Regions from separate parts of the Homo sapiens genome. Here region 2 is linked to region 1. A link is a contact called in ENCODE Hi-C or POLR2A ChIA-PET data. All regions are on one chromosome and are shown on one strand. Each heading gives the region's core, a stretch centred on a gene start or an enhancer-like site at or near the end of the contact. The rest is flanking DNA. Distances are from core to core; before and after follow the strand shown. Region 1 holds the start of EGFLAM-AS5 (EGFLAM antisense RNA 5). Region 2 overlaps LINC02107 (long intergenic non-protein coding RNA 2107).

Region 1 (5,901 bases), core at 603-3,102:
GAGCAAGTGAGCCTCAGGTGAGACCACAGCCCAGGCGACACCTTGACAGGGGGAGCTGAGTCCTCTCTATCCTTTATATCCTCACTGGCACTTTGGCCAGGGGCTGGTTTGTGAATAGCTCGTCCTCAGTGAGTGTCAATGAAATGTCAACCGACCTTGTGTGGGCGAGTGCCTGGAGGGGGCAACTACAGTAATCCTTGCGAGGGCCCGCAGGCCATCCGCTCCTCACCCTCCATTCCCCACCCCCAAAGCCTCCCAACCCACTCCCAAGGGCTCCCAGCTTCCAGGCCAGAGGCAGTCACATGGATAAGGCCCCCAGCCTTGGGCACATCCTCTTACCTCTCTAGCCCCGTGTGGAGCTGGAACAGAGATCGCCCAGGCTTCTTTCATTTCTGAGGTGGTGTGAATGTGACCTGGACAAGCAATCGGCTTGTGTTCCACTTTCCACTGTATTAGACAGGGCCCCCCATTTCATTCTGAACCCCCACAGTTGCTCTCTGAACCCCACGTTCAGTGAGAACATGGAATGCTACCGGCAGGGCCGGAAGTCACCACGCACTGAGCCTTGCGACCCCTGCGGCCCCATACCCCTCTCCTCCCACAGCTCTCTCTGCCTCATAGTCCATTTTCTCTGCCTCCGCTTTCTTTTGGCCAATTTCCTAACAGGGCTTTCCTTAGCTAAGCCCCTGGCCTGGTGCCTCTTACTTTTGTTATTAAGTGAGTATAAACGGCAAATTTCTTGAGCCTCCCTGGCCTTCCTTCGAAGAGACATTCCAACTCAAGTCCTCTCCTAGCCAAGTCAGAACTGCAGCCCCTTGGCAGCAGGCTGTTCGGGGAGGTCATAGCCCCGGGCTGGGCCCTGGCTTGTAGGTGAGCAGCTGGGACATCGGGGGAGGCCATGCCACATGCTGGGAAATTTCTATGCCTCTGGACACCATTTGCATCTTGAGCAAAACTGAAAGACAAGATGGATAAATAGAAAAGAAGAGACATCCTCCCAGGGGCTGAGACATAATGTTCTCTCTCCCGTCTTTCCAGGAAATGGCAAGTGCTCCTGGGAGCTACGAACTTTCTAGGACAAAGATGCCTCAGCAAGAGCAAGCGGGAAGAAGAGGAGCGGCAGGGGAGGCCTTTCCCAGCTGCCTTCCCTGTTCTTTCAGCTCGTGGCTTGGCTGGGGCGAGGCAGGGGCCCAGGGGAACACGCTGCTGGGCAGAAATAGCTTGCAACCACTCCCCAGGGTTATGGAGGTTATTTGTGGAGATGAAAGCAAAGGAGGGAAGGGAAAAGAATTTAACCTACACCCAGTTGCCCGTAGAGGGGCCTGAATCCCACCCTGCTGGACTAGCTCTTTAGTTTCTGCTTTCAGATTTGCTCAACCCAGAGTCCCTGCAACAGAAGGCCTTTGAAAGAAGGCAGATTCAGGGCTGTGATGAGAAACTGGCATGCGTTGGCAAGCAGACTCTTGGGACATGGCCTTTGTCCGAATCTCCCTCACTTACACGACTATACTGCAGACGACAGCTAACCCAAGGGAGCCTCAGAATGTCCCTCAACAATGCGGGTGTCCCTGGGCAGACTGCACCTGACCAGAGGTCAGGGTGAGGGCAGAAAAGCTCCACGGGACAGCATCGTGGCTGCGTCCTCGTGATGGGACCATGGGCAAGTCACCCAGTCTTTGTGGCCAGTGTCTGTCTTCCTAAGTCAAATAGGCCATGCCCATCTGCTCCAGCCATCATAGGAGGAGGACTGTTATGAAGATCAAATATGTGAACATTCTTTGACTGTGAGGTTGCGGTGCGGTTACTCACAGGGCCTAGCCCAGAAGCCAGCTGATGCTGTTGCATTGGATTAGTCATTTTGCTGGCCCGAACATAGCCACCTGTAAGCTGGAACTTCCTTACGGCAGCCTGTCACTTCCACGGGACCCACCAGCTTAAATGCCGGCAGCCCTGGGACTTCTGGCCTCACAATGGTTGAGGTAGGGCTGCTTACATTTCCCTTCTCTGTTTAGCGTGTGCCGGATAAGTCCCTAGTTCGGATACCGTCGGACGACCCACATCTCCATGTTGACAAATAACGTGGGAGTGGGCTAAAGCTGTACGACCCCTGATTTCAGATTCTAATTTTGATTCCATGCTGGCAGCTCTCTCCCCACTGCAGGGAGAAAGTGCTGGAGAACGTCGTTCCCGCCTTTGATAAGCTAATCTTACCCCCTTCTCAGCTAAGGGTCTGGGCGGTGGTGGGCACGCCCGGACTGACCCCCAGCTCCAAGGGCAACTACTATGCGTTCCTGGACTGGGCAGGAGCTGGAAGAGGCAGGGAGGAGGTGGGAAGCGGCTCATGCCTTGTCCAGGCTCCTCTCCTAAAGTATTGTCTTTCCGCTTGGAGCTGGAATTCTCTGCCTTTATTTTCTCGGAGCTGGGCCTCTGCAGGCTGCCCCTCGGTCATTCCCTCCCAGGAAGAACGGCCTTCTGGGGTGGGGGTTGCTGTCGGAGCTCAGAGAGGCTGGGGGCCCCCCTACTGCCTATTCTTCCTCCTTTGGGAACTCACAGTGCTAAAAACAAGCTTTCTGAGAACCATATTTTTCTGGGTTAAAGGTGAAAAATGCAGCGTTTCCTCCAAGTGGAAAGCCCTGGGCCTGCCAGCTCCAACTCCGGGCGCTTTTCCGAGCTCCTTCCTCCCACGCAGGGAGGGGGTAGCAGCTCCTGCAGGGCCAGGGGAGGAGGTGGGCAGGGAGGAAGGAGAGGGGGCAGCAGCAGGAAAGCGCCAGTGCCCGTGCCAGCAGGGCAGTCTGTGTGTGGACACCAGCCGGCCTGTTTGTGTTGGAGGGCCGGGAGAAGGGAGCAGGACTGGGTCAGGAAATGAAAGACAAATACCAGGGTGGGAGAGTGGCACGGCCTTCAGAGCGGCGGGCAGGCCGGGGCAGCTGCCTGGGCAGCCGCAGAAGGGGGACACAGAAGACCCCCACAGACCTTCCTGAGAGAAATCCTGAGGTGGGGCCTCCAGGAACATGCAGGGTTATGGGAGGCCATCTTAATAGGAAAAGCAAGGACATCCTCACCCCACACCCGGTCACCCTTGCTTCGAACATGTGGGAGGTTCCGGGGAATTTCCTCAGACCCTGATTGTGGGAGAAAAGCTTTTCAGGATCCCGTGCCCCACTCCATCCTTCCTCCCTAGGACAGGGACTGCTGTTAGCCTCTGAGCTCCCTGGCGACACCCCAAACCTTTCTCTTCAGCCAAGAGCCTGGCCAGCCTTCAACATGCTCTCCCCACAGCGGCTACCCAAAAGCCAGGCACAGATCCCATCTTCCAGCCGGTCCAGTCCCTCCTCCTCAGAACAGCAACGGGGCCAGCTGCCAAGTGTCAGGGAGCATGTGGAAGGAGGGCAAGGGGAAGAGAGGGCACCGCATTGCGATGGGGGAGGGCGGGTGCTGCTCGCATCAGGCCTGGCCTGGCTGGGCACTGAGAACATCATGGACCTCGCCTCCAGCCCCAAGGGTTAAAGAAGGTCGGAGAAGACCTATGGCCAGGGGGTCACGGCCTCCCTACTGCACCCTGCTGTGAATGACGTAGGACTTGCTGGGGTAGACCGATTGCATCAGCAGTGACGCTTTTCCACTGCTCCTGAGTCCATGCCCTCCACCGGGCAGCTTGGTAGTTCTCTCATGCTGGAGAAGAGCCCATATGTCACGTGGGGGCCGGCCCGTTTCTTCCTCTCTTGAATCCACAGATGACTGGGGTGTGGCAGTGCCAAGCCGAGGCTGTGAAAGGCCTTCCACCTTTACTCTCGTGCTCGTGCCCTCCCCCATTGTTAGGAGAAGGGCATGCTCAGGCCAGCCCATTAGCCCAGGAGGAGGACAAGAAACACACGGAGCAGACACAAGCCACCTCACCAACCCAGCCAAGGCTGTCCTGAATTAGCAACCCTGACACGTGTGAGCAAGTCCAACGGACACCGGAAGATCCACCTAGTCAAGCCCAACCAAGACTGGCAGAGCTGCCAAGCTGACCACTTAAGGCGCATGAGGAATAAACACTCGTTGCTGCATGCCATTGCAGTTTTGTGATTTTTGTTATGCAGCATTATTGTGGCCATGACAGCAGATACACATAGAGAGACAACAGGACACCCAGGAGCCCACATGGGATACACTGTCTCTTACCCTGTCCTCTGACCCTGAGCCTCCCAGGTCACCAGCTCCTCCTGGGTCCCTCCACTCTGCTGCTCTCTCACCTGTCAGATCCCTACTCCCCTGACCCTGTCATCACGTCACTCTTCTCCCCTTAGCCTCATCTGCTTCCCACCCAGAGGCAAATGGTTCTACTCCCAGGCCTGCATCCCTGGGTCATTGCATTTTTCTCTGGATAACACTTTCGTGGAACAACAACTCATTAGCAACAGCTCTTCTAGCTTCAATTCAGCTGAATGGCCTAAGATCACAATGATATGTATGGCTGGAGGGAATCCATCAAAATGGCCTGTAAAAGCAACTCCATGACATCTTGGGAAGCACTGGCCCCAGCAGTATCAAAGGAAGAGGTGTTGAGGCAAGGGTGTCTGGGAAGTGGAGGACCCACTTTCTACCATGTGGCCTTTCTCCGGACTGCACTCATATAAGATTATGTGTCTAGGAGTGGATGATGATGATGATGATGATGATAACCATGATTCCTCTGGGAGAAAGGATCCTGGCCATCAAAGCTTCCCAAAGACAGGAGATTGGGGCACAAAGTGAACCTCTCTAGTTTATTCATCTTTTAGAATTACATTATGTGCTTAAAACTGTGCCTTGCACAAACCCCAAAAGTCTTTGCTGAATGAATGCTGCACAAACAAATGTAGAGTCGAGACTGGGACTAATTATAGGCTCTTGCATAAGTTAGATCATATTTCACCCCCTCCTTGGGGGCAGTGTTCATCTCACCTTTCCCTTAGTAAGTCCATCATGGGGATCTGCCAGTGAACCAGCTGTCTCTGGGGTCATGTGCTTGCATAGTAAAGGGACACAGCTCATGGTACAGAAGGAAGAAGTCCTGTTTCTCTGGTTCTCACCCAGATGCTCAGACCATCCTGACAGCATGTCCCCCCACCCCTGCACAGCCTTGGGAACACTGATTGTATTAGTGTCCATTGGTATGAACCTGACCTCCGCAAAATCAGTAACAACTCCATAAGTGAATGAATGAATGAATAAGTTCTAGCTTTGTCCCCTTTATTCAAGTTTACTATAGATACTCCCCCCAACTCTTAAAACAAAAATGACAGTGACCTACCTCGGTAACACATGTTCCTTTTAATCTGCTTATCTTGGAAAGCTTCATATTCATCCTCTTGAGCCGTCAACATTTACCAAAAGAGAATGGTCAGCTCCCCAAGTTGCCCACCCAAGTTACCTATCCATTCCACTGACACCACAAAAGGCCCAAACAAGTCTCTCTTGGGAGAAATTTTTAGGAAAGGTGTGCAAGAATTCAGAGTCATCCACCCAAACTTCCAAAAGTATACTGTGTGGACAATCTGCAGCTATAAAAATATACACATACAAAAGTACAGCTACAAAATCATGGGGGCTCAGCTCCTTAACTCTGCATTATAAGAAGTAGGGATTTCACATTCGAGGTAAGCTCTGGGGAAGGGGGCCGCATTATGATTATGATTCTGTGTTTGATCTCCTTCCATCTTTATTTTTATGGACTAGTCAGAACACAGTGAACCAGCCAGTGAGGAGTGGAAGGGGTTAATCCGAACAATCCAAGGGCCAATGTGGGAAATGTGAAGTTCAAGGTCACACAGTCATTCTGCTGTCAGGAAGAGTGTCATGAGTCAGGGAAGGAGAGAAGTATTTTAATAGTGCCCTGTGGGATTCTTTCTCTCTCTCTCTCTTTTTAATGTACTA
Region 2 (6,211 bases), core at 1,733-4,232, 300 kb after region 1:
ACCCTAGAAGAAAACCTAGGCAATACCATTCAGGACATAGGCATGGGCAAGGACTTCATGTCTAAAACACCAAAAGCAATGGAAACAAAAGACAAAATTGACAAATGGGATCTAATTAAACTAAAGAGCTTCTGTACAGCAAAAGAAACTACCATCAGAGTGAACAGGCAACCTACAAAATGGGAGAAAATTTTGGCAACCTACTTATCTGACAAAGGGCTAATATCCAGAATCTACAATGAACTCAAACAAATTTCTAAGAAAAAAACAAACAACCCCATCAAAAAGTGGGCAAAGGACATGAACAGACACTTCTCAAAAGAAGACATTTATGCAGTCAAAAAACACATGAAAAAATGCTCATCATCACTGGCCATCAGAGAAATGCAAATCAAAACCACAATGAGATACCATCTCACACCAGTTAGAATGGCAATCATTAAAAAGTCAGGAAACAACAGGTGCTGGAGAGGATGTGGAGAAATAGGAACACTTTTGCACTGTTGGTGGGAGTGTAAACTAGTTCAACCATTGTGGAAGTCAGTGTGGCAATTCCTCAGGGATCTAGAACTAGAAATACCATTTGACCCAGCCATCCCATTACTGGGTATATACCCAAAGGACTATAAATCATGCTGCTATAAAGACACATGCACACGTATGTTTATTGCGGCATTATTCACAATAGCAAAGACTTGGAACCAACCCAAATGTCCAACAACGATAGACTGGATTAAGAAAATGTGGCACATATACACCATGGAATACTATGCAGCCATAAAAAATGATGAGTTCATGTCCTTTGTAGGGACATGGATGAAATTGGAAATCATAATTCTCAGTAAACTATCGCAAGAACAAAAAACCAAACACTGCATGTTCTCACTCATAGGTGGGAATTGAACAATGAGATCACATGGACACAGGAAGGGGAACATCACACTCTGGGGACTGTTGTGGGGTGGGGGGAGGGGGGAGGGATAGCATTGGGAGATATAACTAATGCTAGATGACGAGTTAGTGGGTGCAGCACACCAGCGTGGCACGTGTATACATATGTAACTAACCTGCACAATGTGCACATGTACCCTAAAACTTAAAGTATAATAATAAAAGAAAAAAAAAAAGGAAACGGTTCTAATGTCCCAAATTGCCTCTCTAGCTGATACACAGAAGGGATATTCCCATAGAAACATGGTTAAGGGTAGTTGAAAGAATTAGTACCAACACCTAGCACTAATCCCTGTCGTCGTATAGGCGTGCAGTAAATGTTTATGGTTGAATTAGAATTGCAGTTCAGACTTCTTAATGCGCTAAGTAGACTATCAGTGTGCTGGCCAGGGAAACCACCCAGTACTTTCCTCACCCCAGTACTCACTCTGCTTGAACTACTCTGGCTTCTTGCTGTTCTAGAACACACCAAGTTCTCTCTTGTACAATCCCAGCCCTGTCCGACACCTTATTCCGCTTTCCTATTTTATTCCCTTCTATGGCGTTTAGCATTTAGGATCATCTGACATGTCATATATTTTACTTGCTTCTTTGTGTGTTGTCTGTCTCCCCTGACCAGGATATAAGCTCCCTGAGGACAAGGGTTTGTATGTGCTTTGTTCCCTGCAGATTTCCCAGCACATAGAATAGTGCAGGGCTTGTAGTAGTGCTCAAGATGTATTTGTTGAAGGAATGAATGAAGGAATTCATTTATAATGTTGTTTCTACAGACTTCTGGATTCAAACTAAAACACAAGCTAACTTTTGGAACACAAGTCAATTCATAAATAGACACTTGATGAATATTTTCTGAGCACTAATAATGAAATATAGAAACTTTTTACTATGTCATTTAAACTTAGTCTCACATAAGGTCGAACTCTGGGCCATCCACACCTTGAAACAGGTGCAGAGAAGGAGACTCACAGAGCCCAGCTAGTCAGCTTGAAGCTATGTGGGGACAGATTGAGTGGAAATTGAGGCAGGGAGGTCTGGAACCCAAAAGAGAAAAAGACATCCAGAGGGGGGAAAATCAATCCATCAGCTGTGGATACTGAGAATCTACTTTGAAACTAGGACTCTGCTGGGCACAGCGGGCCAGAAAAATTCTCTAATATGACCCCAAGGAGTTAAAAGTTGGCGGTGTGGAGGAAATTGTCAGGGAGACACACAAGACACACACAAAAAGGTTTGAAGCGCTAAACTGTACGTTACAATAAGAACTCCTGAAGGAAGAGGAGATTGGCTGTCTGGGGTTTTCAGAGAAGGCTCTTTGGAGGAGGTGGTCTCTAACCTTCAAAGGCAGGTGAGAGTTCTTGCCCCAGGGGGGAAGGGGAAAAGAAGGGCATATCCCACCCTGGGCCAGCAGAACTGGTGCTGCAGAGGCAGGGACCTGTGCTGCAGGCACAAAGCTCTGCACTAGCAAATCTAAAAATACCCACCCTGTCTAGTTTTTTCTTTCCCTCTTGGTCTCTTACTTTTCTTCTCACCCGCCTTCCTATTTTCTTCCTTCTCTGATGATCCTTTCTGCCAACCCTGGGACTCACTTTCTCATCTCTCCAGGGAATCTCTGACCAGCTGGAGGGGCCAAAACCTTGCAGGACTCCCCGCGGTTCAGGTACAGGTTGGCAGCAGCTCCGGAGTCCCCCACCCGCCTCGACTCAGTTCTTTCAAATGCCAATTAACAGGTGTCAGAAATGCTGGTCTGGGTAAGAGATCCATGTCTGCATAACAACCCAACTGTTTTGGCTCCCCACCCGTGAGCATAAATATCGTGGTGTTTGAGCCCTTGGGGCCTGTGGAGTTTACAAGTATGCTGTCAAGATCTCTTCATTGGGCTAGTGCTTGAAGTGCTGCCAAAAAGCGAGGGGACTCCTGTGCTTTTATGTGTTCCCAAGCACAGGCCGCCCTGGCTCCAGGAGGAGCCCTCTGGGGACCGAGTGTCAGTGTGAATCTCAAACAGCAAGCTGACATTCCGGTTGGGAGTGTGACAGTGCATGCCTGGGTGATGATGCCAGGGCGGCAGGTGACACGGGTCCACCACAGAGGGGGAGCGTAATTGGAGTGGCTTCTAGTTACATGTCCTCAGAGCTCTGAAGGATGGAATCAGGGTCGGAGGAACAGTTAGAAAATGATGTTACAAAATCCGGATATCCTGATCAAATTGAGACCACTGAGATGGAGCATTCAGAGCACAGATGATACCAGTGTTCCCAGAAAAGGCATCCAACATGGGCTCATCTAGGACTAATGACATTGCAAGCCAGAGATACAGACCACGGTCAACCAGTGAAATACACCCGCACACATGTGCACACGCACACACACACACACGTGGGCATCCATGTGATGGGCCCTAGAAGCCCAGAGGAACCCCGCTTTTAGGGCACTCCCCTCCCCCAGGCCTCACCACAGCCACTGAGGACCTGACTCTGGATAAACATCTGAAAACAGAGTGGCTGCCAGGGAGGAGAAAAAAGAGGAGAGGGTGGAATGGGATGGGCGGGGCATGGCGACAGGAAGAGCTCAAAAGATTCGCAAGTTGGGTGACTACCAAGGTCGGCTTGTCTCAGAGGGCAGCAGGGCCATGGCCTGGCGGGTGGTGGGGCAGCAGGCGTTGGCTGGCTTCTGCCGTGTGGGGCAGCATTTCTCCGCCTTCACCACCCCACCTCGGGCTCTGTTCAGAGGTCACATCTAGGAGAGATTCTTGGACCATTTGTCGACTTGGTTCCACCCCAACGAGAACCATATCAAAAGGCTGAGCACACTTGACCTCATCAGCTTTGGGCTCTGCACAGCAGGTTGGAAAAATCCCCAGTAAGAGGCCTCATGGGAGGACTACATCACTGTCCCCCTCGGGCCCAGACTGGTTATGCTTTGTAATAATTGTTCTAGAAACCTTGGTGGAAACGAGGAAAGCTTCCCGAATCTCCCCTAACTCTTTTGCCATTTGTCATAGAAGTCCAGAATATTCTAGATTTTATATTTGTGGGGACCAGCACCAGAAAGAGGCAGAGAAGTATACGGGATCACATACTTCTTTGGTGGTAAACCCCTGCCTCTTTGTCTCTATTACTCTTTCCATTAAATTCCTCCTTGTTCTCTTGGTCTTCTTTGTATCCATTAACTTATGGAGAAGATAACTTTCGATAATTAAATGTGTCCTTAGGAATATTTACTCGCCCCTGAGTTACATTAGAAACTCTGAGAACAGAGGAAGATGGCCTTTATTTCTTTGCTCCCTGGTCTGATTTAACTTTATGAGTCTCCATGCAGTGCCTACTCCATGAGCTGCTTTCCTGATTTGAGGGGAAAATACAGTCCACACAGACACTATCCTGAGAATCGCCCCGTGAGCCTTTCCAGAATCCCAAAGATGACGTACAGTCCTGCCCCTCAAATGTCAGGATTTGGAAGAAGTCGCCTGCCTCCAAGCGAAAGCCAGATGCCTGGAGAGGTGAAATAGGAAGCTCTCACAAGGATGAGATCAGATCTCTCTAAAAGAAATCTCGTTGGATGAAGACAGAAAACAAATAATTTCCCCCAACAGAGGAAAGCTATTTGTTTATCTGTTCCATGGGGGCCAGAGGACCTGGAGCTGTAAAATCTGAAGGCAGTGTATGTTTTAGAAAGTTGTCGATGGGATCATTTTTATTGTACAGTGCATGGCCCTAAGATGGCCAAAGGGGAGTGTCAGAGCCTCGAATCTTTCCCTTTTTTTGGGAGGCCACTCTGGGCAGACATTTCGCTGATCATAATCACTTTTATATGTAACTGGACCTTAATTCATTTGGTAGTATGAGCTACGGAAGGGCGGCACAGATTAGAGAGCTATGTCTGTAACTGACGAAATCTGCGCCTGGAGTGCATTTGTGGGGAAATTAAAAATAAAATGAAGCTCATCTGAAAAATGCGTGGACTGGAATTAGCCGTCTCCTGACCAGTCACGCATGGAACTTGTCGGAGATGACCAGGACAGAAAAGTGAGACCTGGGCAGCACACTGGGCTGCGCCGGCCGCCAGGATCTGGGGAACCTGTCATAATTTATAATGGATTATCTTAGGAAATAGATGAGGACAGCTTGTGTTCAGGAGCCAGGAAAGACTACTTTAGTTTAAAAAAAGGGGCGGTGCAGAAAACATGTCTCAAAAATGCATGACCCATTGTTGTTTGTTCTGCAAGATATTTAGTGTCTGGACTTGGATTGAATTAACTCATCAAATCCTCTGCTATGAACATGACATTTGGTGGCAACTAACATCGCCACACCAAGTAAATGGCACCCCTTGCCTGTGCTGGTGTTGAGACTCATGTTTGCAGCCCTCATTATAAGGTACATATCCAAATGTATTGGAATTTTTATAGTTAACACTTTGAGTTTCAAAGACTGGGGCTTACACACACACACACACACACACGCACACACATTGGACAGTATCTTCCCACTTTCCCACTATGACTTCTCTTTGATTTTCTTCCAGCATTGCCCTTGATGCCCACTTTGATTTCATCAGATGTCACTGTTCTGGACTAACTACTTTTGATTGCATATAAAGGAGAAAGGGAAGTAGCATTTGTTGACTCTTCTCTGGTCGATGTGATAGTGTGTTACATAAGTATGTTGTTAACCTTCACAAAGACACTTTGTGATACTGTCATTCTGCTGATTTTACTGATGAGGCAACTGGGACGTGGAGAGATTACAGAACTTGCCAAGGTCTACCATTCAGTAATTGGCCTAGTCAGGCTTTGAACCAAGACCACTGGGGCTTCAAGCCTGCTCTGTACACACAGTCAAGGTGAAGCCAGAATCCTACTGTAACTGGGCAGGATCTGTAATATCATAAGAATTTGGATCCAGCAGCAGGCTTTATTTCAATACTTAACTCACCCAACCTAGTCCTCAAATCCAAGCTTCTTTTCCTGAAACAATTACAAAAAAAAATTTCTGTACTTCAAACTTTGAAACATAATAACAATTAAACAACTTAGTTTCCGTTGTCAGTCTGGTTTCTCTGCCTTAGTGGAAAGTCTAATGGGATATTTTACAAGGATGACAAAGACAGATAATGAAAGTCAAAGCAGTACATAAAGCTTCCTTGAAAGCTTGGTAATTAAAGGCTTTGCATTGTTCTTTAATAACAGTCGTCACCTTTTTACTGCATTGGGATAAAGGCACAAAGTCTGAAATATATTTGCATTTCAGCCACACTCTGAGTG

What was found. A loop is a pair of places that touch in the nucleus more often than their neighbours do. ChIA-PET counts read pairs that join two places held with the same protein, here RNA polymerase II (POLR2A). Pooled maps may share reads with other maps.
Region 2: a map of gastrocnemius medialis shows a loop between it and region 1 (5-fold over the local background). The contact joins the enhancer-like site here to the promoter of EGFLAM-AS5 in region 1. A Hi-C loop is called at or near these places in 1 of 168 maps with a recorded cell type or tissue (gastrocnemius medialis) and 1 of 50 pooled maps. POLR2A ChIA-PET finds 5 or more read pairs at or near these places in 1 of 52 experiments (Panc1).

The regions. Positions count from the first base shown.
Region 1 is chr5:38,464,317-38,470,217 of GRCh38, reverse strand. It overlaps EGFLAM-AS5 (EGFLAM antisense RNA 5), which reads left to right and starts at 1,852. Exons shown (of 2, transcript NR_199676.1): 1 at 1,852-1,979. EGFLAM (EGF like, fibronectin type III and laminin G domains) reads right to left here. Exons shown (of 22, transcript NM_152403.4): 22 at 4,738-5,901. RefSeq lists enhancers at 514-1,385, 2,753-3,952.
Region 2 is chr5:38,164,407-38,170,617 of GRCh38, reverse strand. All of the region lies in intron 2 of LINC02107 (long intergenic non-protein coding RNA 2107), which reads right to left. Among named protein-coding and RNA genes, the nearest start is that of LINC02119, 19 kb to the right of the region's middle. Within about 2 kb of position 2,982, at least 3 of the 41 ENCODE cell types and tissues checked have a DNase peak (open chromatin) inside an H3K27ac peak, as active enhancers do; they include gastrocnemius medialis, where a contact is called at or near this core.